2 separate regions of the Mus musculus genome follow, and region 1 is linked to region 2. The links are chromatin loops, found by intact Hi-C in ENCODE. Cell type or tissue: left cerebral cortex. All regions are shown on one strand. Each heading gives the region's core, and the rest is flanking DNA. Links, peaks and the distances in the headings are about the cores only.

Region 1 (16,071 bases), core at 5,356-13,355, 97 kb before region 2:
CAGCTATGACAGCTCAATCTACTGAAAAACACTTTATGGATGGATATGCCAGTAGTCTAGTTTGGTAGAGTGGGGATAGCAGACAGGAATCAGCAGCGGTAAACCCAGTCGGGCCTCAGTCTCTCCACAAGTCAGCAGGAGGGATCAGTAGGGATGCCAGGAGAAGTTTTTCCGCTGTGTCTTTCTCAGGGAAGCAAAGATCAGCGAAGACATGAGACTAACAAGCGTTGCACAGCTAGCTCTATAAATAAGTCTAGCTCAGCCCCATCATCCTCTAAACATCCCGTGTCCTCTACAGGTCTTGCCTCAGCACATGTCTTGCCTCAATACTTGTGACTGTCTCAGTTGACATCACTCTGTCAATCATACCTGAGTCCAAAGAAGGGGCAAGAAACTGTAGTATACCACTAGAAGTTTTTTGGTGTGTTTCTCTCTATAGAGTCCCAACAAGTGTAGCTTAGCTACATAATAAAAGGCAGAATCTTTTATATCCTGTGTCTTTTTACATGCTTGTTTTAGTAGAACATTTTTTTCTTGTGTCTGTTTTTTTTTGTTTTTTGTTTTTGTTTTGTTTTGGTTTTTTGGTTTTTTGAGACAGGGTTTCTCTGTATAGCCCTGGCTGTCTTGGAACTCACTTTGTAGACCAGGCTGACCTTGAACTCAGAAATCCATCTGCCTCTGCCTCCCAAGTGCTGGGACTAAAGGCATGCGCCACCACGTCTGGCTAAAAATTTTTTTAAGTAGAGAGGGGAAAAAAAAAAGAGCCAGGAACTTCGCAGTTTACAAAGTGCGGTTCACACTCCGAGCTCCCTGCCATCATTAGCCTGCGTTGGGCATCATTAACTAGCAAGCACTCTGGGGACAGAGCCAGAGAGGAATGTGACACTAGAAGAACCAGCCAGGTTCTGGGGCTTGCAGATACAAACTGAACAGAGGGACAGGTGACGGGTGGCAGGTGGCACTTACAATGACCTTCCAGGTGATTGCAGAAGACAGTTTGGGTCTTGAAAATGATCTTAACATGATAGAAATAAGATGCTTAGTTTTTATAAGTCAAGTTCCAGCCTCGGACCTCAAAGGCCCACAGAACAAATAGAACAGTACTTCTATGACATTGGGCGCTCAGTGGGTATTAGCTCAGATGGAGGCAATAAAGATACAAGGTGCTGCTGAGTCAGCTAGACCCTCAGGCCCAGGCAAGAAGGGTCCTGAATCTTGTTATGGGGACCTCAAGGTCAAAGGACTCCCACTCGGGAATCATTCCCTCCTCCTGTAATCCACACTTGCCACAAAAGAAACCCAATGTCTTTTGTCCTGAAGGCCTCAAAACTGCTTCCTTAAGGACAGGTTCTGAGGGGAGGCCAGGGGGCTAGACACAGATGTGAAACATGTGGACTCTGGTGTGTAGTGTGGATTCCTGAAGTGTTCCTCAAGTATTGCAAGAAGAGCCAGAATGAGGAGCTCAGGGGACTCTGGTGAGGGTAGGGAGGGAAGGTAGGTTCCTAGGCCTTTCTGCAGCTGAGGTCAGTAAATGCAAACAAAAACACAGGGGATGGGAGATGGCTCCTCACTTAAGAGAGGGCACTGATCTTACAGAGGATTTCCTAGGACCCATTTTGAACAGCTCACAACAGCTCCTAAACGCAGCTCCAGAGGCATCCAGTGGTCTGGACGTCATGGGCACCAACACTCATTTACATATACCCACAGGGCTGGCTTGTTTTGTTTTAACTTAATACAAGAATACAAGTAGGGTCATTAGAGAAGAGGAAACCGTATCAGACTGGTCTGTGGCCAAGTCTCTTTTTCCTTCTTCTTCTTCCTTTTTTTTTTCAAGACATGGTTTTTCCATGTAGCCCTGCCTGGCTGTCCTGGAACTGCCTCTGTAGACCAGGCTGGACTGGAACTCACAGAAATCTGCCTCCTGAGTGCTGGGATCAAAAGTGGTCATCACAACCCCCCAGCTGCATTTGTTTGATTAATGATTGGTGCAGTAGGGCCAAGCTCTCTGAGGAACATCTAGGATACTGCAGGGGACAGTAGAGTTGTTTCCTGAGCAATAGTCCTGGATGGCAAAAGAAAGCAGGCTGAGGGACAGGAGAGATGGCTCAGCAGTTAAGAGCACTGACTGTTCTTCTGAAGGTCCTAAGTTCAAATCCTAGCAACCAGCTGTAATAAGATCTGATGCCCTCTTCTGGGGTGTCTGAAGACAGCTACAGTGTACTTACATCTAATAAATAAATAAATCTTAAAAAAAAGAAGAAAAGAGAAGAAAAGAAAGCAGGCTGAGTCAGGCATAGGAAGCAAGTCAATAAACAGCATTCGTCCATGGTCTCTGCTTCAGTTCCTGCCTCCAGGTTCCTAACAGGCTTACATTCCTGGTCTTGGCTTCCTGAAGCGATGAATTGTAACCAGTAAGTTGGTTTGGTCTTGCTGTTTTATCACAGCAACGGAGAAATCAAACTTGGACACCCATCCACATAATTAAAAACAAAATAACACACACACACACACACACACACACACACACACACTACACACTACACACACACACACACACACTACACACACACACACACACTACACACACACACACACACACACACACACTACACACTACACACACACACACACACACACTACACACACACACACACACACTACGCACACACACACACACACACACTACACACACACACACACACACACACACACACACACACGACAATAGAAATAAGAAAACAGGTTGGGCTTTGGAGGGAGGACCCTGGACATTTTTGCTAGAGTCCAACTGAACCAGGCCCATGAATGTTGGGACTTCACAGCAGTGATGTGAACCACAAACAGGTGACTGGGACTAGCTCATCCTTGCTCGAGAGGCTCTTGGAGTCTGGAGGATGGACGACATGTTGCCGGACCCTCTGAAATGAAGCCCAGATGGTGTCTGACACGCTTTCAGTTGTACGGGAAGGGAAAGGTGAGGGATGGTCCCTAGAAGCGTGCATGCCATGCTGTGTCAACGGGGATACAAGTCTGCTCTGGTCACCCCTGGCTTGTAGGTTTGCAGGGACTCTGGAGTATGTGCCTGTTTTTACATGGATGTCTCTTGGTGAACACCAAAAGCCAGAGCCCTGTGTCGGATGTTTGGCAGGGCCTGGGTGGCCAAGGGGAGCAGAGGGAAAGTCCTTTTTCCTGTGGGAACTCATTCTAGTTGCCAACGAGTAGTGAGCAGAGCTGTGTCATTGGGCTTTCTGAAGGTTACTCCTGGCAGCCTAGCTTGGCCTTGTCATGGCCTTGGGCGAGGACCCAGGCTGCCCCAGGGTTTCTGTAGAACAAGTGTGAACTTCTGCCCAGGCTGGCCACAGAACCAGCTGCACCAGGAAGCATGCTGTCCTCCTTGAGAGGGTGAAACTGTCGCCAGAGTAAAGACAAGGGAGACCCAGGGTCTGCTGCCTCCCAAGAGAGAGCCAATTAGAGCAGTGAGCGGTTCCCACCAGAGCTCTGGCTGACCCTCAAAGCCAGCCACGTGGATGGGCCCCAGAAGGCTGTGTGATTAACAGCAGAAACCCGGCCACCCGCTGGGCCTGGCCTCGGAAACATCAAATGAACACCAGGACTGCCAAGAAGGAAGGCCAGCTCTGCTTCCACAGGGGACCAGCAGCACCCAGCAGGAGAAAGGGCGAACCCAAACAAAGGGCCCTGGAGACCTCAGCACAGGCCTCACTCTGGAGCCCAAGGGAAGGACATCATCAGAGGCCCAGGGAAGAGATGACAATGTCACAGGTCCCTATCACTGCCTCCCAAGGAAGGCTCAGCCTTCTTCCAGGATAGGAGTGATGGGTGCAAACAAGCAAATCTCTGCCTGAAAGTCATTCATTCCACAAAGATGGCCGCCTACTGAGTACCTAGTGAAGAATTCAATCTCAAAAGCCATTCTTCTATGGAAGTCAGATGGAAAGCAAATTAACCAATGAGGAAAACAGCCAGAAAGGCAGTGGGATTTGTGGGTACCAACCTGAACCCAAGTTCTGAGACCAGGTCTCAGGTACCCAAGGCTGTCTTCAATCGAGCTATGAACTTCTGATCTATCAGTCCCTACCCACTGAGTCCTGGGATTATAGGCTTATGTCACAGGCACAGTTTACACCATGCTAGGGATGGAGCCTAGGGCTTCATGCATGCTGGGCAGGTGATCCACCTGCTGAGCTACACTCTCCAAGGTCAACAGACCTTTCTGCCTCAGTGCCCTGAGTAATGAGGACTGCTAAGCACGAGTTTCTGTGTCTGGCTCACAGGAAACCATTTATGTTTTCCTGGCTTCTTCTTTTGTAAGGTGGGGGGTGATTAAAGCAATTGTCACACATGGTAGGTAAAAGGATTAAGTGAGTTAGTAGATGTAGATTATTCTAAATTGTGCCTGCCTTATATTATAGTAAATATCCTATTTACTATGTGTTACTATTGTGTTAAAATCCTTTCAAAGGGCTTTGGAGCTGGGTAGATGGCTCAGTAGGTAAACTGCTTACTGGGCAAGCATGGGGGTGTCAGTTCAGATCCCCAGGACCCACATAAAATCTGGCTGTGGTGTTTCCCATCTATAACTACAGGAATAGGCTACAGAGACTAGGGGATCCTTGCAGCCAGCTGGCCAGCTTGTTTAGCTAGAACAGCAAGCCCCAAGCTCAGTAAGACATCCTACCTCAAAAATAAGGTGAAGAAGGATATCAAACATTGACTTCTAGCTTCCACGTGTTCACAGACAGGGGAGAGTCGCACACATACATAAATACACTGCACAAACACTCACAAGCACACACAGATACCCAGTACTGATAAGGTACAATGAAGGAATCTGGTTGGGGAGCCAAGAGATGGCTCAGCAGTTAAGAGCACTGGTTGCTCTTCCAGAGGATCCAGGTTCCATTACCAGTACCCACAGGGCAGGTCCTAAAACTCTGTAGCTCTAGTTCTAGGGGATCTGACGCCCTCTTTTGGCCTGCTCAGGTACTGCATGCATGTGGTGCACAGACACATGTCAACAACCCCCCCCCCACCATACCTAAAAGCAATCTGATTGGGAGAGCCTGTGACTAGTAGAGGGAACCCGAGACTCACGGGAGTTAATGACGTAGCTTCAAACAGTAAGAAACCTGAGAGCAGAGCTGGTTGAACTCATGTCTCATTTACGAACAGGGTTGGTTACATGATCATGTTTACGGCAAATCGCCAGACTAGCTGGCTGTGAGACAGCTCAGTGGGTAAAGGCTTTTGACACCAAACCTGAGTTCGATCCTTGGGAGCCACATGGTAGAAGGAGAGAGGAGACTCTGACATCCACTTGCATACATGCACACATATAAATAAATAAAATATAATAAAAATAAATTTAAAAAAATCTAAGCCAAATCACTTGTAAGATATCAAGAATTGCCTTCGGGCCGGGCATTGGTGGCACAGGCCTTTAATCCCAGCACTTGGGAGGCAGAGGCAGGTGGATCTCCGAGTACGAGGCCAGCCTGGTCTACAGAGTGAGTTCCAGGACAGCCAGGGCTACACAGAGAAACCCTGTCTGAAAAAAACCAAAAAAAAAAAAAAAAAAAACCAACCAAACAAAAAAAGAATTGCCTTCATGGTCCAAGGACAATCAGATGCTGACAAGAAATGGGCACATAATCTCTAGAGCTATGCTATGTATGCAATATGGGAGCTGCCATCTGCATGTGTGTGTATAATTTAAGTAAAATGATTCAAAATCCAGGGCTGGGCATGGTTGGGTATGTCTGTAGTCCTAAAACAGGGTGACAGAAACAGGAGGTTTGGGGATTCAAGCCCATCTTAGACTACACAGTGACTGATGTCCTGCATCTAAATAAATAAATACACAAATTCAGCTGCTCACATTCAGTAGTCACATCTTAAATGTTCAAGCCTGGGCTGCGGATATAGCTCAGTTGGTAGAGTCTTGCCTAGCACGCACAAAGTCCTGGGCTCCATCCCCAGAGCCGCATAAGGCAGATGTCGGCAGTGCATTCTTTAACTCCTGTATGGGGGAGGCAGATACAGGAGGATCAGAAGTCCCAGACCACCCTCTGCTGCATAGGGAGGTTGAAGCCAGCCTTGGCTACCTGAGATCCTCTCAAAAACACCAAATGCCCGAGCTGTTGAGGCAGAGCTACTAAACCGAACAGCATCCGCACATAACAGTCCCTCCCGTGTCTCCAGAAAGAAAACTTGGCCAGTGGTAATCTGGGTTAACTCAGAGTAACTTCAAACTCCACACCTGATCTTTGTCAGAAAACTGAGAAGCAATAACTTTCAAATCCACAGTGGCGAAATGTGGAATGATTTTAAAATTCCATTCCATTTTTGGGGGACCGGAGAGATGGCTCAGCGGTTAAGAGCAGTGGCTGATCTTCCAGAGGTCCTGAGTTCAATTCCCAGCAACCACATGATGGCTCACAACCACCTGTAATGGGATCTGATGCCCTCTTTTGGTGTGTCTGAAGACAGCTACAGTGTACTTATATATAATAAATAAATCTTTTTTAAAAAACATAATTTCCTTCCTTTCCTTTTCTGTCTCTTCCTTCCTTTCCTCCCTCCTTCCTTCTCTCCCTTCTCTTTTTCTCTTTCACTCTCTCTCTACCTCCCTTCTTCCCTCCCTCTCTCTTCCCCTCCCCCTGTCTCTCTGTCTCTCTCTGTCTCTCTTTCTCTCTGTCTCTGTCTCTCTCTGTCTCTCTCTTTGTCTGTCTCTGTCTCTGTTTCTGTCTCTCTCTTTGTCTGTCTCTGTCTGTCTCTGTCTCTCTGTCTCTCTGTCCCTCTGTCTCTGTCTCTGTCTCTCTGTCTCTCTCTGTCTCTGTCTCTCTCTTGCACCGCAGCAAGAATACGGACGTCAGAGGACAGTTTCCAGGAGAGCACTCTCTCTCTCTCTCTCTCTCTCTCTCTCTCTCTCTCTCTCTCTCTCTCTCTCTCAGGTGCTGCTCAGGGATCAGGTTCAAGGCCTCAGGCTTTGAGGTGAGGACCTTTACCCCTGAGCCATCCTACCAGATGACAACATTTTTTTAAAAAATGGAATTAAGAAAATCAATCTAAGAAATGTTGTGAGAAGGAGGAAGACTAGGAACCCAGAAGATAAAGTGCATGGCAAAATGAGTATGCAAATCCAAATTCATTAGTGGCATAATATTAATGATGGAATGTTTCCATTAAACAAAAAATATTTCCACACCAGTAAAACCAGCCATATGTTGTTTACAAGAAAAAATGTCTGCAGTAAAAAGATACAGGAAGGGCTGAACGTTAAAAAAAAAAAAAAAAAAAAAAGACTAGAGGAATATACATCTGCAAACACTAACCATAGGAAGGCTGATGTAGCCATAGCAACGGGAGATAAAATGGGCAAAGCCATGGTGCTAGTCAGTTTTTGGTTGCTGAGACCAAATACCTGAGAAAAAGGAAGGAACAAGCTAGGGCTGGGGCTCAGTTGGTAGAGGGCTTGCCTGGCGTGCGCATGGTCAGTACTTGCAAGGATGCCAGGAAGAGGTGAGAGGAGGGGAAGGGTACACCCCAGGAGGTACTTCCTCTAGCAAAGTCCCACCCTACGGCTGGGGTAGGTGGCTCAGTGGTTAAGAGCACTGGCTGTTTGTCCAGAGGATCTGGGTTCAATTCCCAGAACCCATATGGTTCACAATGGTCTATAACTCCATTCCAGGGGATCTGACACCCTCTCCAGGCCTCCACAGACACGGGGCATGCACATGCTGACCACACATACAGGCTGGCAAAACACCATACATGTAAAACTAAGGAAAAAAGAGAAAAGATTCTATCAGCACATGCTTGAGAGGCAGAGGCAGGTGGAGCTCTGTGAGTTCAAGGCCAGCCTGGTCTATATTGCAAATTCCAGAATTCCAGGACAGCCAGAGCTACATGCTATATAGAGACTCTGCTTTTTTTTTTCTTTAAGTACTCTATTGATATGTCAGCCCACTGATCAGAGCCATCTTGATAAAATCACCTCTCTCTCTCTCTCTCTCTCTCTCTCTCTCTCGTTTCATTTTTAAGGTGTTTGAGAGACAAGGTCTTACCAACCAGGCTGGCCTGAAACTTAACTACATAGCTGAGCATGGCCTTGAACTTCTGGGTCTCTTGCCTCTATCTTCAAGTGTTAGAATTATAGGTGTGTACCACAATGCCTGACTTTTCTTTTTTTTTTTTTTTTTTTTGAGACATGGTTTCTCTGTGTAGCCCTGGCCTGTCCTGGAACTCACTCTGAAGACCAGGCTGGCTTCGAACTCAGAAATTTGCCTGCCTCTGCCTCCCAAGTGCTGGAATTAAAGGCATGCCCCACCACGCCCGGCACCACCTATATTTTTTAAGGCAGTGTTTCACGTAGCCTGTGCTACCATGTGCAGTGTATGCTATCCTAGAGACTGAACCCAGGGCTTAGTGTATGCTTGGCAAGCTCTGTCAACATCCGTGTCCCAGAATAACATCTCAGTGATTGGATTCCCTGATGGGGAACAAGACATCCATCCATGAGTCATTTAGAAAGAACAACTCATATCCAAACCATAACACCATCAGATAGAGACAGTTGTTCCACTCATAGTGCTACCAAAGTCAATGCATCACAAAATGCAATGGTGATAAATGGTGTAAGCTTTCTCAATATGGCCTCATATTGTGTGAAACACAACTTTATAGAATTAGGGTTGGTCAGATGGCCTAGTGCCTACAGGTGCTTCATGTTAAACATCACAACTTGGGTTCAATCCCCAGGTCCCAAAAGTAGATGGAAAGAATCACCTCCCACCAAGTGCTTACCATATGTGTGCTCCCAAGTAAATAAGTGCATCAGAAACATTTAAAAAAAAATCAGGGGCTGGTGAGATGGCTCAATGGGTAAGAGCACCCGACTGCTCTTCCAAAGGTCCCGAGTTCAAATCCCAGCAACCACATGGTGGCTCACAACCATCCATAACGAGATCTGACTTCCTCTTCTGGAGTGTCTGAAGACAGCTACAGTGTACTTACATATAATAAATAAATAAATCTTAAAAAAAAAAACCAGCCAGGTGTGGTGGTTCACGTCTTTAATCCCAGCACTCGGGAGGCAGAGGCAGGCGGATTTCTGAGTTCAAGGCCAGCCTGGTCTACAAAGTGAGTTCCAGGATAGCCAGGGCTACACAGAGAAACCCTGTCTTGAAAAACCAAAACAAACAAAAAAAAATCATTGAATTTATAAAGCAAACTAGATGAATCCACCACCATCATGGTGATTTTCCTTATTTTTGTTTACTTACTTACTTTAATTTTATTTTTATTTATGTGTCTATGTGTGACTCTATGGGTGTATGTCATGTGAGAGTACCCTTGGAGGCCAGGATGGAGGAGCTGAACTCAGGTCCTCTGGAAGAGCAGCAAGTGCTTTCAACCACAGCCCCATCTTTCCAGCCCCATCTTTCCAGCCCCCATCATGGTAATTTTTTTTTGTTTTGTTTTTTTGAGACAGGGTTTCTCTGTATAGCTCTGGCTGTCCTGGAACTCACTCTGTAGACCAGGCTGGCCTGGAACTCAGAAATCCACCTGCCTCTGCCTCCTGAGTGCTGGGGTCATCATGGTGATTTTTAAACCCATATCTTCCACAAGGAGTACAAAACGCAAGCTAAAAACCACAAATATACATATAACATGGTTAGCTACCATGACTTACCTAGCTGAGACACAGAACTCCAAACTGTAGTTTCTCATTATAAGTTACAGAGACTGTTGTTCTACTACAGCCCTACAATATCAGCAAAGCCAGTGTTAGCAACTTTAAAAGAGCTGAAATTAGAAAGAGTATGTTCTTGTTTAGTCTTAAGACAGTCTCACTATGTAGTTCTAACTGCCCTAGAACTTGCTACGTAGATGAGGCTGGCCTTGAACTTACAGAGATATACCTAACTCTAACTCCAGCATCCTAGGATAAAGATGTACTCCACCATGTAAGGTGAGAGTATGGTCTTTAATCACAATGTAAAATCCACCACACCCAGTGTGGCAATGCATGCTTGTAATTCCAACACTTGAGATCAGGAGTTCTAGGTCAGTCTAGGTTCATGACTGGAGGTTTGGCTCAGCAATTAAGAGCATTTGCTGCTCTTGTAGAGTACGCAGGTTCAGTTCCTAGCACCCACATCAGGTGGCTCATAATCACTTCTCAGCAGTTGTTGAAGATCTGATGCCCTCTTCTGGCTTCCATGGTGTGTGTCCTTTCTCAAACAGCAACACAAGTTAGCTAGAACATAGTTACAAACTCAGACAATGCATAGCTTCAGGGGGATAAAGCACATGTCTAATAAGTGAAGGATCAAAGAAGGCGCTGAATAACAAAGTGCTTTATTTTAAAACTCCTGGAGAGCTAGAGACATGGCTCAGTGGTTAAGAGCACTGACTGCTCTTCCAGAGGTCCTGAGTTCAGTTCCCAGCAACTACATGGTGGCTCACAACCATCTGTAATGGGATCTGATGCCCTCTTCTGGTGTGTCTGAAGACAGTGTACTCATATATATATATATATATATCTTCAAACAAACAAACAGGCTGGGTGTGGTGGCACACACCTTTAATCCCAGCACTTGGGAGGCAGAGGCAGGCGGATTCTGAGTTTGAGGCCAGCCTGGTCTACAGAGTGAGTTTCAGGACAGCCAAGGCTACACAGAAAAACCCTGTCTCGAAAAAACAAAAACAACAAACAAACAAACTAGTGAGGAGCTGGGGTTGTCTCTCTCTCGTTGTTACAATGCTTGCCCATTTGCTTGTCCAGCATGGGACTCTGGATCTGACCCCCACTAGCGGAAGTTCTATGACAATCATGTTTCACATTCACAAGGATGACTAGAATAAGAAAGATAGAGACAGTAACTATTGTTTGGTAGGTAAAGTTGGGACCCTAATACACTGCTGGTAGGGACATGAAATAGTGCTGCCATTTTGAGAACTGTCTGGCTGTTGCTCCCAATGTTAAATGAGTGCAGACTTGCTCTCACACAATAATGGAAGTTATTGTGTGAGAACATTATTGTTCTGCAGTGGTAGAGCTCTTGCCTCTTTTGTTTGTTTGTTTGTTTTTGAGGCAGGGTTTCTCTGTGTAGCCTTGGCTATCCTGGAACTCACTCTGTAGACCACGCTGGAGAGCTCTTGACTCTTGCTGAGGCTCCTTGTTCAGTCCCCAGCACTGCAAGAATAAAACCAAAACAAATGCATTGCATATGAATGCTTACAGCAGCATCATTCATAATTGTCCCAAAGTGAAAGCAGCCTTTGGTGGTTTGAGTAGGCATGGCCCCTATAGATTCATGTGTTTGAATGCTTGGCCCATAGAGAATAACATTATTAGGCCGTGTGGCCTTAGGGACCAGGGGCTGGAGTGATGGCTCAGCAGTTAAGAGTGTTTTGTTCTCGCAGAGGATCAGAGTTGTTTCTAGTCCCTATATGAGGCAGCCCACAGCTACCTGTAACTCTAGTCTGAAGGACTCAACACCCTCCTTGGCCCCCACAGGCACTGGACTAAAGCACAGCACATACCCATGCATGTACACATAATTTAATAAATATATATTTTAGAAGATTTATTTGTTTTTATATGTGTGAGTACACTGTCACTCTCTTCATACACACCAGAAGAGGGCATCGGATCCCATCACAGATGGTTGTGAGCCACTATGTGGTTGCTGGGAATTGAACTCAGGTTCTCTGGAAGAGCAGTCAGCACTCTTAACCACTGAGTCATCTCTCCAGCCCCAAATATAATCTTAAAAAAAGAATGATTTGGAGGTTGGAGGCCAACCTAAACTTGATATTTTTGTTCTCTGTGTGTGTGTGTTTTGTTTTGTTTTTTCTTTTTTTCTTTTTTGGTTTTTCGAGACAGGGTTTTTCTGTATAGCTCTAGTTGTATTGGAATTCACTTTATAGACCAGGCTGGCCTTGAACTCAGAAATTCGCCTGCCTCTGCCTCTCCAGTGCTGGGATTAAAGGCACGTGCCACCACGCCCGGCTTGTTCTGTGTTTGACAGAGGAGCTCATGCAGGCCAGGCTGGCCATGAGTTCTCTATGGAGCCAAGGATGGCCTTGAACTCACTTCTGATCATTCTGTCTCCATCTCCCAAATGCTGGGAATATAGGCAAGCTCCATCATGCCCGGTTTTATGCAGTGCAGGGGACCAAACCTGGGTCTCATGCATGCTGGGCAAGCATCCTACCAACTGAGTCCAAGCCCCCTGACAAAGTTTTGGGGAAAAAATGAATATGTTTTGTACATGGTGAGGTGGTATTTTAAAGTAAATTATGCCCTTAAAAGATATTCTAGGGCTGGACAGGTGGCTCAGTGGATAAAGGTACTTGCTATTAAGCCTGATGACCTGAGTATGAGCCCCAGAATCTGCAGAGTAGAGGGAGAGAACTGACTCCAGGAAGTTATTCTCTGACCTTCACGGTCTGCTGCACACATATGCATACAAGCATGCACGCATGCGCTCGCGCGCACACACGCACACACAGAAATGTAAAAAGAAAAAGCGATGTCAGAGCAGCTGCTGGCAGCTACGAAAATTTGAATACGCATGAACACAGGCTTATTGGAAACAGTCTGTATTAGCTAGTTCTGCATTCCTGTGAGCAGAGTGCTTCCTGGGAATCCCTGAAGGTTTCAAAGCAATTCCCGTCCACCATGGTGGGGAAGCATGGTGGTGGGAGCTCATGGCAATGTACTGGTATTGGTGTGAAGTAGACCAAGAGCCAGTGGTGCATATAACCTTCAAAGGTCCACCCGACCAGCCAGGCTGCACCTTTCCAGGACTCCTCCCATGGTGTCTGTCTCTCACATTTCCAGTCTCTTCTTCTTTGTTGTGGTGTGTGCTTGCAGGTATGGATGCCTGGGGATGCAGCTGTAGAAGTCACAGGGCTGTCCTTCACATGCCTTCTCTACCACTCTTCCTCTTTGTTTGAGACAGTGTTTCCCATGGAGCCTAGAAACTTACTCATGGACCAGGCAACGAGGCTGGCTGCTCAGGAGGACCCTGGGATCCTCTGGCTTGTGCCTCTCCTCCACAAGATGAAAACGTGTACTTCCCGCAGTGAGAAATCACCCCACCCACTCAGGAAAGCAAGGAGTCCATTCTTTCAGCTCTTTACTGAGGCTCTCACAACTGCCTGTGCCTGCTACTCAAAGGTGAGCTAGACATGAGTAGAAGAGACATCACTAACTTATGTATACCTTAGGCTCATGTGTCCACAAACACTATCATCCCTAAAGCTCTCAGGTCCCTCCCCAGGTTATAATTGGAACAATTTCCCTTCCCTTCCCTTCCCTTCCCTTCCCTTCCCTTCCCTTCCCTTCCCTTCCCCTTCCCCTTCCCTTCCCCTTCCCCTTCTTCCCCTTCTTCCCCTTCCCCTTCTTCCTTCCCCTTCCCCTTCTTCCCCCTTCTTCCCCTTCTTCTTCCCCTTCTTCTTCCCCTTCTTCTTCCCCTTCTTCCCCTTCCCCTTCTCTTTCTAAGGTTTCTCAGAACAAGGTTTCTCAGAGTTGTCCTGGAACGCATTCTGTAGACTGAGCTGACCTGGAACTCACAGCTTCACCTGCTTCTGTCTCCCAAGTGCTGGGATTAAAGCTGTGCCCCACCACTGCTGACTGATTCCTCTTTTTCTTCTTTTTTGAGGCAGGGTCTCTCGATGTAGTCCTGGCTGTTCTGGAATTCACTATGTAGACCAAGCTGAACTTCAACTCATAGAAATCCACCTGCCTCCACCCCAAGAGTGCTGGGGCTAAAGGAACGCACTTCACTCTGAACAATTTAAACAGAGAAGGAGACTATAAATCTGGCCACTTAGGCAGATGGGAGGTTTACACAGCAAAGACACTGCATACTGCATACAACTGAGCAGTTGTTACCAGGACCGTCTTGCCTACCTGGCAGAATCATGCTCTTCCTGACAAGCCCACAGAAGACTTAATGGTGGACCAGAACTTCAGGACAGTGTGCGCCCAGACTGCCATTTGAGCTGCCTGTTAGAAGTCTGTCTTTGTGTGGGAATGGGGCTAGGTGTAAGTCCATGCTGTCCCATTTGTCAGTCCTGGAGAGCAAACATTAACTGGCCTGGTGGCAGACTGCTTATCTTCTAGGTACTTTGGAGGTGGCATCCCTTTAGCTATTATATATATAAAATCTCCCTTGTGTGGTTTGGTGTCTCCTAAGCTAACCTATTAGTAAGTCCTTTATAACATCAACACTATCACCTTGAGTTTCTTTTGTATCAGGCACTGGGATTATAGGCACACATGCTGCTAAGCTTGGCTTTTTATATGTGTGCTGGGGCTTCGAACTCAGATCCTCTCGCTTGCACAGCTAGCACGTTACCTACAATCATCTCCCCAACCCCATTCTGTCCATTAAAAAAAAAAACCCTATTATTATTGTGTGTTTGTTTGTGTCCATGATCCAAGTGTGTGGACATCCGTGCTGTTATGGCACATGTGTGGAGGTCAGAGGGCAACCCTGTGGGACTGGCTCTCTGTTGCCAGGCTTGTCCAGGAAGCTCCGTCACTGGGGTGAGCCAGCTCCCCTGGCCTCGCCTTTCCTCACAGAGAAGATCCAGGACGGGCTCTAGTGTGGAACAGAGAGAACAGAGAGACGCGGGTGCTGTCTGAAAACGCCAGGATGAAGAGGGACTGTCCCAAGAGTTAAGTAACCTCCGTGCAGGGGCATAGAGTCCTCAGAGACGCTGGCCACCCTTTGGATCACAGTCATTGAGCAACACAAAAACCCTGGCAGGAAAGAAGGCAGGCATAGATAGAAATCAATACATCTGACTCCAACACTCAGCCCCTTTGTCACACAGACTCCTGGCAGCATGTGGTGGCTCTCCTCAACAGGCCTCTACTCTTTCCTGTTTCCACTTCAATCCGGGTTTTCCTGGCTGTCCTGAGGGCACAGCCAGGTCTTTGAGACACATTTCCTAATATGGTCGTGGGAAAAGCACAACAAAATGCAGTACTTGAAAGTCTGCATATACAAATGCAAATACATATAATTTCTCGTCATCAACTGTTTGTGTGTGTGTCTGTGTGTGTGTCTGTGAAAGAATTCAGAGGTGTTTAACCTCAGAAGGAAGGCCCTCTAGTTCAGAGACTACTCCATAAATCCCAGACAAGCCACATCAGCTGCACACCTGCCCGCACCCCACCCCCCCGCCCCGCCCAACCCAATTGGATAAGAAATATGGTCAAGGAGCTGGAGAGATGGCTCAGGGGTTAAGGGGTTACTGACTGCTCTTCCAAAGGTCCTGAGTTCAAATCCTAGCAACCACATGGTGGCTCACAACCATCTGTAATGAGATCTGATGCCCTCTTCTGGTGTGTCTGCAGACAGCTGCAGTGTTGTACTTACATATAATAAATAAATAAATCTTAAAAAAAAAAAAGAAATATGGTCAAGAAATTGTTCCATTCAGCACTGTATGGTAATGACAGCAGACTTCACAGAACTCTACCTGGGCAGGCGTTCAAGTTGGGAACATAGGACTTCTGTTGCCGGTCAGTAGGAGACTAGGTAATTGGATCACCACCTCTTCCGCTAAACACAAAACTGCACACCAAACAGTGGACAAATATCAAAGAGCAAACAGGGTGCTACGGAGATACCAGGCTCACATCCAGAGAGGGCAGGCACCCAGACAGGTGGGCTCAGTCATCACATCTGCCCGTGTGGGTCATTAGGTGGCTGGCACAACCCAGACGGTCGGTCTGGTTTCACTGAGTTGCCTAGGCTGGCCTTGAGCTGGCTCGCTAGCCCTCGAAGCTCGAAGCTCTAGACCATGTGATTCTCTGCTCCCGCTTACTAAGTAGCTGGGATTACAGGCCTGTGCCTGGAGCCTGGCCTCCAGGCGACTTCTTAAGAAGCAAATCAGACCGCTCAGCCCTGTGATGACTGAGTCTTTGCCATTTGTCCTCAGGGGCCCTTTTCAGCCCTGTCACCTGAACTCCTTCCCATGAAATCTGTTGACACAGCTCTGCTTTCCTCAGTGGCTTGCCTC
Region 2 (16,071 bases), core at 4,439-12,438:
GAAGTCTGGTGTTAGCATGGGGTAAAGCACAAGTCTCAAACTAAATTATAAATGTCAGCATTCATTTTCTTAACACCAGGAAAATAAATAGGCTCAAAATGATGACTTTTGGAAGCTATATAGCAGAAAATTCGACTATTGAGTTCAGCAACGCGATGATGAAGTCAGCTATTCAGGTTTCTAAACATCTTGTGGTAATCCGCAACCATAACAGTATTTCACTGTTACTTCTTAAGTATAATTTTGCTTCTATTATCAATCATAATATAAATATCTGGTATGCAACCCCCAAAAGGGGTTGAAGGACTCACAGGGTGAGCACCATTGCATGGTAAAGAGAATAAACACACAAGGTAACAACACAGTAAGAAGAGCATGCTTATAAAGATAGCTGCCCATGCTGTCTATTGGGGAGACTGGGAAGAGGTAAACGCAGATCTGATGTGAAGGTTAAGTGTTTCCACCCCTTTGTACCATGCTTAAGGCCTTAAAATCCCACTTACCAATTATAATCAAACCAGGATGCGTAGCTGGGAATAATGATGTGATTGGTCTGTTCTGTCACGTTGTCTTCACCTGGGTCAACTGAGCGACTTGGATCACCTTTGCTGGGATCTTCATCTTCCTAAAAACCAGTGTGTTGTTCACAGAGAGAGCAGACAAGCACATACACGACAGAGGTCAATGAAAGGTAGCATCCAACCTGAAGGACTAAGGAAACAATTCTCAAGCATAGACATGTCTCATTTCTAACAGTAGAAAAGTGGAGAGCTGAAAACAACTGTACTTTTCCCTTATCAAATAGAATGCTAAAATTAACTAATGACAAATTTTAATTATCAAATAAAAGTAACACTATTTCATTCAAAAATTAATACATGTATCAAATCTCTCTTCACAAGAGCTTTTTAATTTTTTAATCGTTACTTTAAGTGTATGCTGGCATGTGGGACATGCATTCAGTGTCTAGCAGGGTGAGAGGAGTTTTGAGTGGTAACCCATGGGTGTTGGGAATCAAAGCTGAATCCTCTGGAAGAGCAGCCAGTGCTCTTAACCCCTGGGGTGACTCTGAAGCCCTTCACAATAGTGATCACAACTGTGACCATACAGTTTCAGGATCACAAACCTCAACTACAAGTAAGGATACTAACATAACATAAAGATTACTTTTATTCTAAATACTAAGTAAGAGTACCTACTAATAGTCCTATATACCTTAACTCCTTTATTCCTCATAATGATGCAAGAGTTAAAATAGCAACTACTTAATATTTCTGTACAAAAAGAAAAATACACAGAAGCATTAAATTATAAACACATCATCGTAAGTCCAGAAAGCACAGCTACAGGACCTATACTAGAAGTTACTTGGCTATTAAAAGTGAGTTTTGTGATGAGTGTAAAGGTATACCCCTTTCATCTCAGCACATGTAAAGACACAGGCAGGAGGATCTATGAGTCTGAGGCCAGCTTTATTTACACAGGGAGTTCAAGGACAACTAGGGTGACCGTGGAAAGGCCCCACATGTTAGAAGAGACCCAGTCCTCCAACTTTTTCTCTCACAATTGCAGGCACACATACTATATCCATAGCCTGTGTTACATACTTAGATCCTGTTCCAATCCTACCACAGTTTAAAATGAAATTGTTCAACTGCCTTAGAAATTTCTTTTACTGATATCTCTTCTCAGAGCAAACCTGACAACAGACTATACACTGTAAGTTATATTCACATTCGCAGATGGTTTATAATTGTTGCCCTTTACTTTTTTTTTGGATATTTTGTGACATTAGATTCCTTTTTCCTTGTTACGAGGAGTGGAAGGTCGAAGGTCAGAGGTAAATGTATTGCTAGTTCCTCCCTTCTACCTTAAAGTGGGTTTGGGAGTTGTAGAGCAACTGCTTTCATTAGCTAAGCCATCTGACAAGCCATTTCCAATAAGATAGATCACACCTTCAAAAAAATATCTTAAAGCTTCTATTCACGACTAGAATAAATGGTTTTTAATCAAGAATATTACGGAAGCTTGGCATGGTAGCATGGTATCTTTAATCCCAGAATGTAGGAGGCAGAAGAAATTTCTGAGTTTGTTAACATTTCTACATAATAAAACTCTGTTACTATGTTCTACACAGTAAAGTTCTAGACCAATTATCAACTTTTTGTGTGTGTGCACGTGTGTAAATGTGCACATATTTATATAAATGCTGTGAATGTGGTGTTTACATGGATGTGAGCAGGTATGTGTCTAAGCACAAAATTGGCATAAAGTATCTTCCTCTATTAATTTGTGGCTTATTCTTGAGAGATGGTCACTGAATGAACCTGAAAGGCCCTAATCTGACTGTGGTGAATGGGCAATGAATGAGCTTTGTGGGTAGAAAAATCTCCACTACTCCAACCCCAGGTCTGGAATTGAGGTCCCATTACTAGTGCCCCACGAGGCTCTGCTGTGGGTGCAGGGGATCGGAACTTAAGCACCAGTTACTTCACAAACTGAGCCATCTCCTCAGTCCATTACTTATAATTTTTAAAGGTATGAAATGTTTTTCTAAGAAATATTTTGAATCTATATTCTTTCCAGAGACTGATTTTTTTTTAACCTTGACTTGACCAAAATTTCCTGGGCCATACTACTTAGCATGCCAGTACATGTCAGTATATTCCTTAAGATGAATTTTTATGGGCTGGTGAGAAGGCTCAGTGGGCAAAGGGGCTTGTCTCTATGCCTGGAACCTGAGTTCAACCCTAATGAGTGACTGTAACAATTTGTCCTCTGACCCTCATTATGTAACCTACATGTCTTTGAGTGTACCCACAAACACAGTAAGTAAAGTAAGATCAATTTTTACAAGGGTGAAATTTGTAAGGCAGCAGTGTATTAAGCCGTTTATTCCAGCAGCAGGAAGAAGAGGCAAGTGAATCTGTGTGCCTTAGAGACCAGCCTCGTCCACAGTGTTAACTTCAAGACAGCCTCAAATTCACTGTTGTTACACAGAAAAACCCTATCTCAAAAAACAAGAAAGAAAGAGAGAAAAGAGAGAAAGAAAGAAAGAAAGAAAGAGGAAGAGAAAGAGAGAAGGAAAGAGAGAAAGAAAAGAAAAGAAAAAAAGAATGAGGGGGGCTGGTGAGATGGCTCAGCGGGTAAGAGCACTGACTGCTCTTCCGAAGGTCCGGAGTTCAAATCCCTCTTCTGGAGTGTCTGAAGACAGTGACAGTGTACTTACAGATAATAAATAAATAAATAAATAAATAAATAAATCTTTTTAAAAAAATAAAAAGAATGAGGGCTGGCAAGATGGCTCAGTGGTTAAGAGCACCAACTGTTCTTCTGAAGGTACTGAGTTCAAATCCCAGCAACCACATGGTGGCTCACAACCACCCATTATGAGATTTCACACCCTCTGCTGGTGCAACTGAAGTCAGCTACTGTGTACTTACATATAATAATAAATAAATCTTAAAAAAAGGGGGGGGGGCTGGAGAGATGGTTCAGAGCAATGACTGTTCTTCCAGAGGTCCTGAGTTCAAATCCCAGCAACCACATGGGGGCTCACAACAATCTGTAATAAAATCAGATGCCCTCTTCTGGTGTATCTGAGGACAGCTAGAGCATACCTACACATACATACGTACGTACATACATACATACATACATACATACATACATACATAAATAAGCCTACCTTTAGAAAAATGAAATTTGATGTAAAAGCAGAAAGTACTGGCTAGTATTTAAATGATGGAGAAATTATTATCCATTAACAAAACTGATTCCTCAAAAGAAGGAAGCTAACAAAAATATTCTCAGTATTAATGTGCTTATATTCAGGTTTGGTTAAACTATGTCTGATGAATCAATTATGACCTAAGTTTTTCCCCTTGGAACAAGGAAAAAATGCCTGCCACCAAGAATTTGAGTCCTGCCGGGCGTGGTGGTGCACACCTTTAATCCCAGCACTCTGGAGGCAGAGGCAGGTGGATTTCTGAGGCCAGCCTGGTCTACAGAGTGAGTTCCAGGACAGCCAGAGCTACACAGAGAAACCCTGTCTCAAAAAACCAAAAAATAAAAAAATAAATAAAAAAGAATTTGAGTCCTGGAAGCCTCATAGTGGGAAGAGAGACTCTACCCATGAAAGTTGTTCTCTAATGTACAGACACACGTGACGTGGCAGACATGAGTATATACATGTAGAAAATGTAATAAAAAAAATCAGTATTTCCTTAAGAAAAGCCAGTGATTGAAATAAACCCAACCAAACCAGAAAACAAAAGTTTATTGAAGTAGCCACTGATTTTTTTCGAGGGAGAAGAGGTCCTTCACTGTACAGGCCTGGTTGTCCTGGAACCTCAGAATGTATATCAGGTTAAACTGTGTCTGACTCTGCCAAGACCAGCACTATCTGATTGGTAATATCACCTAGAGAACCTGTGCTCACGATGTGGGATGAAGCCACTGTCAGCCTGAGTCACACAGTGAATGAGAAAAGCCCAAGATTCACAAGACTCTGTCTTTCAAAACAAACCCTATTGGGCCTTTAATCCCAGCACTTGGAAGGCAGATTGGGATCTCTGTGAGTTCCAGGCTAGCCCAGTCTACACAGTGAGCTTAAGGACAGGTAGGGCTATGTAGAGATCCTGCCTCAAAAACACAAAACAAACAATCAACAAACAAAAACAATCTACCTTTCAAAAAATAGTTAAATTATGACTTGTTAAAATCTTCCCATAAATGCATAAAACAAAAATATGTAATGTTAAACATTACCTTGTAACATTTCTATTACAGACAGACTTAGGAAGTAAAAAGTCATTCCAAGAAATTGTGCTTTCTGCCAGGCATGGCGGCACATGCCTCTAACCACTGCACTTGTAGAAGCAGGGGGTGAAAGGTGAACGCTATCGCAAAAAAAAAATTAAAACCAGTAATAAAATATTATGATAATCATTCATAGCTAAACGTACAAGTGGGACTGAAATTAAGCCCACCTGCAGCCAACCCTATTTGTCATCCAATGCTTTCAGGATCAGTGACCAGTAACGTATTGCCCAAGAAAGATTAAAAGTATGAACAGTCAACTTCAGCTGCAGTCTATACTACACCCTTACAAACAGAAAGGTAACAAAATCAAGGCTAGGCATGCTACAGTACTGATCTGCACTGACAGGTAACCACCACCAACACAGTCAACTATGGTTGCTACTGTAAATAGGGGAGAGGATGGGACTAAAGATTACACCCTGCGAGGTGATCCTGGAAATGCTAAGGTTGTTTTCAGTAAGAATTCTGACTAAGAAATACAAGTATTGCCAGGTGGTGGTGACGTGTGTCACTCCTACCACTCTGAGGCAGAGGCAGGAAGATCTGTGAGTTTAAGGCCAGCTTGGTCTACAAAGCAAGTTCACAAACGGCCAGGACTACATGATGGACAAGCCCCGTCTCAAAACAAGACAAAACAAAACAACAACAGCAACAACAAAAAAACAAACCATACCACCACAATAAAAAAATCACCCAAAAAAAAACCAAGGAACAAAACCAAAATTACCCTCCCCCAATATAATTATTATCAGGGAGTATGAAACTTAACTGGATTGAGGAAATTTAACTGTATGTGGTAGTTAATGACAGCAATCTTAGCATCCTGAAAGACAGCCATGAGGTTCAAGGCCAAGGCCAACTGGAAAGTTTGAAACACTTGAGAAAATCAAAAACAGAAACAAAAAACCAAAACCAAAACACCAAAACCAAAACTAACTAGGTACAGGAGTGTATGCACAAGCCTGATCAAGAAATTGAAATGCTACAAGAGAAGGGATGGACTGGGGGACCAGGTGATAGGTGCATGCCTAGTACATGTGCAAGCCCCTCAGGTACAGTGAACAGCAATCAGGAGGGACAAACTGGGTGATCAATAGTTCAAGGACATCCTGGGACACAGGTCAGTTTGAGGCCAATCTGAATATATATAGTTCTGCTTCTGCTCAGTGCACATGATTAAGAATCTTCTCTCATTTCAGGCCTAAATAAACTTTTACCTTTCCTCCTGTTGTAACTGCTTCTTCATCCTGCTCATCTGCAAAATTAAAACAAGTTGTTTTAATGGTCACTTTCTGCTTTTTGAGTTATGCAGAATCTTTACACTTTACAAAACTGGTACTAGACAGAGAAAATAAATAATAGGTCATTACTAACAAATTCAAAATGAAGAAACAGTCATTCTATAGAAATGGATAGAGACAAAAGGTCATACCAACTTTTAAATAAATGGTAAGTTCATAATTTCTACAGGTATAATGATAGTATCACAATAAGGATCTTATTAATAACAAGATCTTTTTTGTTTTGGTTTGGTTTAGGACTTTCAAGACAGGGTTTCTCTGTATAGCCCTGGCTGTCCTGGAACTCAGTCGGTAGACCAGGCTGGCCTTGAACTCAGAAATCTGCCTGCCTCTGCCTCTCAAGTGCTGGGATTAAAGGCATGCGCCACCACTGTCCGGCTGATAACAAGATCTTGTAAGAGATGTAAATGAAGAACCAGTCTCCTGGGATGGGTAAAGCAGAGTAAAAGTATTAGTGACTAAATGAGACATGGTGGCCCAGGTCTCTGACCCCAGCATTGTGAAGAGATGGGTAGATTCCAAATTTGAGGCCAATGTGGGCTACTTGGCAACAAAAAGTACTGGCCTACTGACGACAGCAGCTCTATGACCTGAGTGTTAATTATAGAAGAATAAGAAAAACCTATAGAAAATGCATTAGGGAAATGAAGGGCTGGCTCTGCAGTAAAGAACTTTGTATTATTCCAGAGGACCTAGGTTCAGTTTATGCCAGCCAGGTATGGTGGCCACACCTTTAATGAGGCAGGCAGATCTCTGATTTTAAGCCTGCCTATTCTACATTGTGAGTTTCAGGACAGCCAAGGTTACACAGAGAACCTGACTCAAAACAAATAAATAAAAAACAAACCAACAACAAAAAACCCTTAGGGGCATAGTGGTATACACTTATAACACAGCAACTAGAAGAGTTTCAGGCCAACCTGGTATATACATAGTGAGTTCCAGCCCACCCAGAAATACAAAAAGAAAATGACTTAAGACAAACAAACCAAAAAACCCCAAATAACCTAGGAAAATAAATTACAAATTTGCCATCATTGTTTACAGAATTTCACAGCAAAGAACATCAAGTTTTTTTTTTGTTTTGTTTTTTTTTATTACGTATTTTCCTCAATTACATTTCCAATGCTATCCCAAAAGTCCCCCATACCCTCCCCCTCACTTCCCTACCCACCCATTCCCTTTTTTTTTTTTTGGCCCTGGCGTTCCCCTGTACTGGGGCATATAAAGTTTGTGTGTCCAATGGGCCTCTCTTTCCAGTGATGGCCGACTAGTCCATCTTTTGATAGAACATCAAGTTTTATAACCTTCCATTGTCCATGCAACAGCAGAAATAAAGCCTACTTACAACTACGTTTTCTCTTTCTGGCATTTGAATTAGTAATTATCAGTTGTGAAAGAGAAAAATTAATATATGGAAGGCAAAATAATAAGATCTGATAATAGCATCAAAATAAAACAGAAACATTTTCACACTTTGTCTGTTATCTTCTTTGATATGCTGTCATTAGAAATGCTCTGTTTACACTTTAGACACTAAGACAGAACCATGCACCACTGTGGAGCAAGCCAAGAAATATAACATGAAAAGATGAAATGAAAAAAGCTGGGGAAAGGTTCCACAATTGGAGCACTCAGGGTCAATCCACCCCGAGTTCCACTGTGAACGGATAGTGGAATCACAAGGGCTGTCTTCTGCATCAACACCTGAACTGCCACATTTATGCCTGCAAGTGCATCATATACACAATAATAAATAAGAACTTTAAATTTTGTTCAAAGAGAATGGTGTTGGGGGACATAAAGGTCTTTTAGTCCAGAACCCAATATATCCTAGTCCTGGAACTAGGATATATATCCTAGTCCTGGAATATATATAGTCCTGGAACTCAATATATCATTCAATGCTACCCTCAAATTCATAATAAATAAGTATTATGGATAGTCCTGACCCTCTAATAATCAAACACCTGCACGACCACTCCCAGACACTAGAGAGACATTGAAAACTGTATTTTAATTAGAATTATTTCTTGAAAACTCAGCTGATAACTATTTTCAAGTGAAGGAACAATACTGCCAAGTTAATGCTACTTTCTGAGAAAACGCCATACACTGTGAGGTGCACGTCACTGGGAGGACCCCAAACAATAACTCATGATAGGACCCTAAAGCATGACAGTACAGAAGGCAATTGGTTAATCTTGAAGAGCAGTAAACAAAGCAAATGAAAGAAACAGTCTGAAATACTGTGAAATAACACAGTATTTAAGGAGCTGACAGAGTCAGGAGAGAGAGCGTTTGTATCTGGGGTCTTTACCTAGATCTGCCACCGTGCCTCCTTTAACGGGTGTGTTTTCACTGTCCTTCTTTGGGTTTACTAGAAGGGAAAAAAGAAAACCAACAGAATCATGTATTAGAAGAAACAGTCACACTGATTTTAAGAGTACACTGTGAGGAGCTCAAGCGATGGCTACTCAGTAAAGGGCCAAGTGGATTAGAATAACTCCAATCAGAAGGGATGGGACACCCTCTTCTGGCTTCCTAAGGTCTGTGCAGCATACATACACATAGATATAAACTAAACAAAATTAAAAATGACAACAACACGATAGAACATGAGTAGAACACGGATGCGTATCGCAAGCCTCACCTTGAGTTAAACCTCAAGACATTAAACCACCTGCGCAATCTACAGTCAATCAACTAGCGATGTGACTCCATTCCACAAACGCAGAAAGGTCACTGGTCAACAGAGGGGGTGGGAGGGGGCAATGCAATGCTGTCTCTTCTACCAAATGTTTGTGTAGCAAACATCGGGGCGATCCGGTTTTCATGCATCACCGTGCTAGGTGAGCACTCTCCCACAAAACTCTTACTCCCAGCTCTCATTTTATTTCTAGTTTTCACAACAAGCATGAAGATCAGACTTCTTCACACATAGGATATTGCTATCTAAGACTCCTGAAGATCTGGATTACAGATTGACAAGACTACAAAAAGGACAATTTTAAATGTCTGTACCTGTTTGATTGGTGTGTCTTCTAAATAAAAAAGTCATATACATACACACAAACCACAACATGGCCCTTAAGTAAAATGAGGAAGTAAGAATTTTTAAAAACAGATAAAGAGAAAATCTATTCATATTGGAAAGTTAAGAACTATGTGTTATGGGTGTTGTGGTAGAAGCCTTTAATTCCAGCATTCAGGAGGTAGAGATGGACACGGCCAGATCTCCCTGTGAGTTCCAGACTAGTCTGCGTCTACATGTGAGTTTCAGGACAGCCGAAGCCACATGGGGAGATGCTATTTCAAAAAACTATAAGAAAACAACTGCATATTCAGAACATGACATCACTTGTTTTCATGGTGAAATGATAGCAAACACCAGGTTTGCTGAAAAGAATACCCACCATTCTTAGGGAGAACCACTTCCTCTATGTTAGGTACAGGTGTGGGGTCTTCCATGTCCTTGGTAAGATCTTCTTGCTCATCTTCTTCCTTCTGACTTCTACGTTTCCCATAAAGGCTAGCTTGTCTAATATATATGGGACAGAAAAAGATACTTTTAGTAAAATGTATCAAGTTCTATCTAAACTACTACTTATACTCAGAACCACTTTTAAAAACAAGAAATAATCAAGCAAATTAAATACTTGACTCAAGTAACATCCAATGAGCCTCAAACTCTAAGTGATTAGTACGTAAAATAGGACAGTCATCCTACTGTTCATATGAGGAGTCTCAATTAGTATAGTGAAAGAACTCCTGCTGAAGAAACACAGCATTCAAATAGCCTAGAAGCGATAAAAGGAAAAAGCGTTGTAGGATATGGACAACTATATTTTCTTGAGGTATCATTTGAGTGTTAAAAAGTCCTCATGTTCCTTATGAAAAATGCCACTGCTTTCTCTGGATAGTTATCATTTGTAAAACTAACAATATGGTTGAGAATTAAAATAAAGACAAGCCTGGTGATGGTGGCACACACCTTTAATCACAGCACTTGGGAGGCAGAGGCAGGCAGATTTCTGAGTTCGAGGCCAGCCTGGTCTACAAAGTGAGTTCCAGGACAGCCAGGGCCAGGGCTACACAGAGAAACCCTGTCTCAAAAAAAAAAAAAAAGGAAGGAAGGAAGGGGGGGAGAGGGAGGGAGAGAGAGAGAAAGACAAAAAGGACATACTGTATGATACAAACAAACAAACAAACAAACAAAACCACATTAGGGTGTGGTGGCATGTGACTCTAACTGAAGCACTCAGGATGGTGGGCAGAACTCTATATATGGACTATTAGCCACCTCAGGAATACAACAAGGTTGTTTTAACCAACACATAGATGCACAAATTAACAAAAGTACCAAGGAGAAGCCAGGCAGTTCTGGCACACACGTTTAATATCAGCACTCTGTAAACAGGAGCAGGAGAATCTCCGAGAGTTCAAGGCAAGCCTGATTTACCTAACCAACACTACAGGGCTACACAAACAGAGGGCTACAGAAACTCTGTCTCAAAAATAAAAAATAAAATAAATTAAGAAAAGAAAAGAAAAAAGAAAAGAGAATACATGGCAGGCAAAGAGAAGACCTTGGAGGCAGAGACGGAACAAAGGACGTGGAGGGGGCTGCTTACTGCCCTGCTCACTGGCACTCCTGTAACACCCAGGACCATCCAGTCTAGAGGTGGTGCCACATACAGGGAGTGGAGCCCTCCCATATCAGGCTTCTTCGTAGGGTAGGGAATTAATTAGGTTTAATTAATTAATTAATTTAGGTTTCTTCTTCTCAAATGAATCTAGCTTGTTTTCTCCAGAGACAGATAGATGTCTTTTGAGTGTGAGGCCTATCTGTCTACCTAGTGAGGTACAGGACTACATAGAGACCTGCCTAAAAAACAAAAACAAAACATAGGCTGGGCAGTGGTGGCACATGTCCTCAGTGAAACATAGGCACATCTGTGTGAGTATGAAGCCAGTTTGATCTATAGAGAAAGTTCCAGGATCTACACAGAGCCATCATCTCAAATTACTCCTCATACCTCCACCACAAAACAAACAAAAAGCCAAAACCAAAGCAAAATTTAAAAAAAAAGAGAGAGAGAGAGAGAGAAAGAAAGAAAAAAACAGTTATCAATAACCAATCAAACAAAAGTAGATCCACCTTTATTCTCAGCATTCAAGAGGCAGAGGCAGAGAGGCAGAGAGGCAGAAGCAGAGAGGCAGAGGCAGAGAGGCAGAGGCAGAGGCAGAGAGAGGCAGAGGCAGAGAGAGGCAGAGGCAGAGAGGCAGAGGCAGAGAGGCAGAGAGAGGCAGAGGCAGAGAGGCAGAGGCAGAGAGGCAGAGAGGCAGAGGCAGAGAGGCAGAGAGGGGCAGAGAGGCAGAGAGAGGCAGAGGCAGAGAGAGGCAGAGAGGCAGAGAGGCAGAGAGAGGCAGAGAGAGGCAGAGAGGCAGAGAGGCAGAGGCAGAGAGAGGCAGAGGCAGAGAGGCAGAGGCAGAGAGGCTGAGGCAGAGAGGCTGAGGCAGAGGCAGATGAATCTCTGAGTTTAGGGCTACAGTTCTAGGACAGCCAGGGATATATGAGAAACCCTGTCTTGAAAATGAAAACAAAATAAAACAAAACAAAAAACTATAAAAACAATAAACCAAATGTATATGTTAAAGTAGGGAAGTCTGAAATTATCAAATATCTATTTATAGTAATAGAATTCACCAAATATTACCCACACTGTAAGTATAAACTTTAGGCATTGTATAAAGCATTGAAGTTTCATTTTATATTATCAGTAATCTATTCAATTACAAATTCCAATTGTTACTACAAAATGGTCAGGCTTGTCAGAACATTCAATAGTTTAATAGTTCCAGGTTCTATCACTTCTGTGAGTAAGTTTAATCAGAAATGGGAGAGGTGGTCAGATCCAATAGAGACAATAACTGTGTGTCTTGGAATTGAGCTCAGGCTACACTAGAACATGTTTTCTAGAGTAGGCTAGACTCAAAACTGAAGCAGTACTGTCAACCCTGCCTCCTAAATGGCACCACACATGGTTCAGGACAGGACTCCTGAAACACCTTACTTCCCACCTTTTCAACATGTAAGTACAAGGGAAAGGCTGTATTCAAGGAATTCTTTTCTTTCTTTTCTTTCTTTTTTTTTTTTTTTTTTTTAAGATTTTATTTGTCTTACACATATCGTATGTATAAGTGCACTGTTGCTGTCTTTGGACACACCAGAAGAGGGCATCGGATCCCACTACAGATGGTTGTGAGCCACCATGTGGTTGCTAGGAAAATCCTAGGAAAGCTGTTCCAAGTTTCTCTCCTTGACTTCAGATCAAGCTACAAACATCTTACCCTTTCTTCCCGCTCTTCTTGCGGGACTCTGTGGCTGTGGGAGGAGGAGGAGAAGGGGAAGGTTTCCTCTTCCTAGAGTTGGCAGAGGCTTTTCTGTCTCTCCTTTCTGGACTTCTGACTGGCTAGGGAGAAGAAAATGAAAGTAAGTATCAGGCAAGCTTATCCACTCGTCAGTTTCTACAAACCCATGTCCAGGCTGACTTTCCATACACTGCCCAATCTCTGCATCAGAGCAAAGGAAGCCACAAAACAAGCACCAACTACCAGCATTCCTGACCATCTAGGTCAGCCAGGCTCAACCTGTAAGCCGCAATCCCTTTGCAGGGTTAACAACCCCTTCATGGGGTTGTTTCAAAAACAGATTAATTTTATATTACAATTCATAACAAAACAAGTAAAAAACACTAAATACCAGCAAAACAGCAGGAGTTAAGAAGTAGCACCAAATAGAATGTTATGGCTGGGGGCGTCACTACAACATGAGGAATTAGTTGTACTAAAGGGGGTGAGAACTACTGCCCTAGTGTCCAGCAACACAGCAGATCTGAAACGCTAATCCTAAGCCACACATCCTCAAAAGCACTCAAGGCACAGCTGGACCCTGAAAAAAACAATTTCTGTTCAACATTTGTGTTCTCAGATGGGAAAAGCATTTCAGTAACTACTAATATATGAAACATGCTACTGAAATTACAAGCTCAAATGATCCTGCCTAAAGTGGCATTTATAAAATCGCCCAACAGCTCCAGGAGAGGGGGTGTTAGCACCTTTAAACCTGGCACTTAGGAGGCCAGTCTGGTCTACAGAGTGAGTTCAAGGACAGCCAGGGATAAACAGAAAAACATTGTGTGGAAAAAAAAAACACAAATATATATATATATATATATATATATATATATATATATATATGTTATTTATTTATTTTGGTTTTTTGAGACAGGGTTTCTCTGTGTAGCTCTGGCTGTCCTGGAACTCACTCTGTAGACCAGGCTGACCTAGAACTCCGCCTGCCTCTGCCACCCGAGTGTTGGGATTAAACACCACATCCGGCTCCAATTATTTTTAAAAATTTTTTTTAAAGAATTAAAATTAGGGCTAGTGAGATGGCTCAGTGGGTAAGAGCACCTGACTGCTCTTCCAAAGGTCCAGAGTTCAAATCACAGCAACCACATGGTGGCTCACAACCATCCCTAACGAGATCTGACTCCCTCTTCTGGTGTGTCTGAAGACAGCTACAGTGTACTTACATATAATAAATAAATAAATATTAAAAAAAAATTTAAAATTAAAAAATAAATAAAATCTTGCAACATACAGTGTGACAAAGATGTTTTAGTATTAAGAGCACAGGTGTAGGGGGTTGATGAGATAGCTTAGCAGTTAGGAGCACTGACTGCTCTTCTGGAGGTCCTGAGTTCAAATCACAGCAACCACATGGTGGCTCACAACCACCCGTAAGGAGATCTGAAGACAGCTACAGTGTACTTACATATAATAAATAAATAAAATCTTAAAAAAAAAAAAAAAAGAGCACAAGTGTAAAAACATGAAATCTCTCTATTTTCAGTTAATGGTTTAACATCTATACATGCAGATACAAATATATACAAATATAAATGTCAAAGAAAACATAAAACAAAAAAGAACAAGGCAAGCTTGGGGAAATAGACCTGCATTCCCAGCACGGGAAGGCTTAGATTGGTATTGCCAGCCGGGCAGTGGTGACACATGCCTTTAATCCCAATACTTGGGAGCCAGAGGCAGGCGGATTTCTGAGTTCGAGGCCAGCCTGGTCTACAGAGTGAGTTCCAGGACAGCCAGGGCTACACAGAGAAACCCTGTCTCAAAAAACCAAAAAGATTGGTATTGCCAATTCAGGTCAGCCTGAGCTACAAATGAAGTTACAGAATACACTTATTTAAAACAGCAACAAAATCAAACAGAAAGGAAGTTTAAAAAGCAAAACAAAATTTAGCTGTCATAAATAAAAATGATCTTAGAATCACAGGTCTCTTCACTGGACTGCCATAAACCAAGTTACAAAAGGCTTTCTTCTTGGCCCAAATTCTTACTCTAGTGACGCATGTAGCCAAAAAGTTGTGGTTTGGGCTGGTGAGATGGCTCAGTGGGTAAGAGCACCTGACTGCTCTTCCGAAGGTCAGGAGTTCAAATCCCAGCAACCACATGGTGGCTCACAACCATCCGATCACGAGATCTGACTCCCTCTTCTGGAGTGTCTGAAGACAGCTACAGTGTACTTACATATAATAAATAAATAAATAAATCTAAAAAAAGAAAAAAAAAAAAGTTGTGGTTTTATTTGTAGAGACAGGGTCTCACTATGTAACTGCAGCTGGTCTGAAATTGCTATGCAGACCAGGCTGGCCTCAAAACCACACAGCCCTATCTGCCTGCCTCTGCCACCAGAGAGCTAGGATTCACGGCATGCACCACCACCAGGTCTAGCACAAATACTGCCTTTTATGGAATCACGAGTAAATAATCAGAACTTGAACTTCACTTAACCAAAAAATTTCAGGGTAGCATATAAAGTAATAAGTTTCACTGTGGTATCTTCTTACAAATAAGGACTTGTACTTAATAGGAATACAAACGTTAAATGCTAAATCCCCTATTGTCATAAAACACTGAAGCACTTTAATTCTCAAAATATTTTAAGACCAGTATTTTGTAACATTGTGTTTACAGTGAAGTTAAATAAACACACTGGTTTTTCTAAGAAAACCTGGTAGATAAGTTAAGCTATCGCATGGTATTATTTAAAAACATGAAAGTTATTACTGCTTTGATGGCTAAATTTTAAAATGCATTAAAAATTAAAACAAGGGGCTGGTACCCACATGGTAGCTGACAATTGTCTGTAACTCTAGTTCTAGGGGTTCTAGAACCCTCACATAGACATACATGTGGGCACAACACCAATGCACATAAAATAAAAATAGTTAAAAAACAAAAACAAAAACCAAGAGCTGGTGAGGCAGGACAGTGGTGAAGAGCACTGGCTGCTGCAGGGTTTGATTCCCAGCAGGCCTATTCTGGCATCCAGACACTACATGCTCACATGTACACACATGCTGTAACACCCAGATACATTAAGTAATTAATCTAAAAAGTTACCATGTATCTGCTGGAAAAGTCAGCTAAGATCTCCCTTCTCTCGGAAGATGCCAACAGATGGCTGCTAAGTCACTCAATAACTCATACATGGACATCTTAGGTGATGGCCCACAGTGTGTAAGTGTAGATTATCAAGAAAGAAAATACTTAGAAAGAGCAAAAGCAACCAGTGTTATAGAAATAGTGCCACGTGAAATACCTCTTCATTCTTTGTTGAAATTCGTTGACGAAAGCTCACTGGCTTTCTGTTCTCATCCACTTCATAATCCTCTTCATTCATCCATTCATTGAAAACGTCAGTGTCCAAAATCCATTTTACATGAACCTAGAACCGTATCAAATTGACACAATTATGATTCAGCATTAGACCATTTCCTCCTCTAAGTCACACCTAAAGGTACAGAGAGAGGGGTGGGGCTTGTTTGTAATGCAATGAAAGGGAAAAACTAGCAAT

Evidence for each region. Peaks named below come from ENCODE experiments on the same cell type or tissue, not always from the same donor. Only the 100,000 strongest peaks of a DNase experiment are listed, where the experiment ranks them.
Region 1: a loop joins it to region 2, with 12 times the contacts of the local background. A loop is called at or near these places in 3 of 42 quality-filtered maps.

What each region holds. Positions count from the first base shown.
Region 1 is chr9:110,265,013-110,281,083 of GRCm38, reverse strand. It overlaps Gm39429 (predicted gene, 39429), which reads left to right. Exons shown (of 3, transcript NR_168668.1): 2 at 12,996-13,213; 3 at 13,702-14,446. Among named protein-coding and RNA genes, the nearest start is that of Mir6236, 8.2 kb to the left of the region's middle. In left cerebral cortex, for the core only: no CTCF peak of the experiment used is centred there; DNase peaks (open chromatin) are centred at 7,431, 8,482 and 13,110; H3K27ac peaks cover 654 bases.
Region 2 is chr9:110,167,476-110,183,546 of GRCm38, reverse strand. Smarcc1 (SWI/SNF related, matrix associated, actin dependent regulator of chromatin, subfamily c, member 1) reads right to left here. Exons shown (of 28, transcript NM_009211.2): 9 at 15,817-15,942; 10 at 12,480-12,601; 11 at 9,542-9,666; 12 at 8,446-8,505; 13 at 6,042-6,079; 14 at 504-625. Among named protein-coding and RNA genes, the nearest start is that of Smarcc1, 43 kb to the right of the region's middle. In left cerebral cortex, for the core only: CTCF peaks have their summits at 8,676 (motif pointing left), 12,180 and 12,381 (motif pointing right); a DNase peak (open chromatin) is centred at 12,412.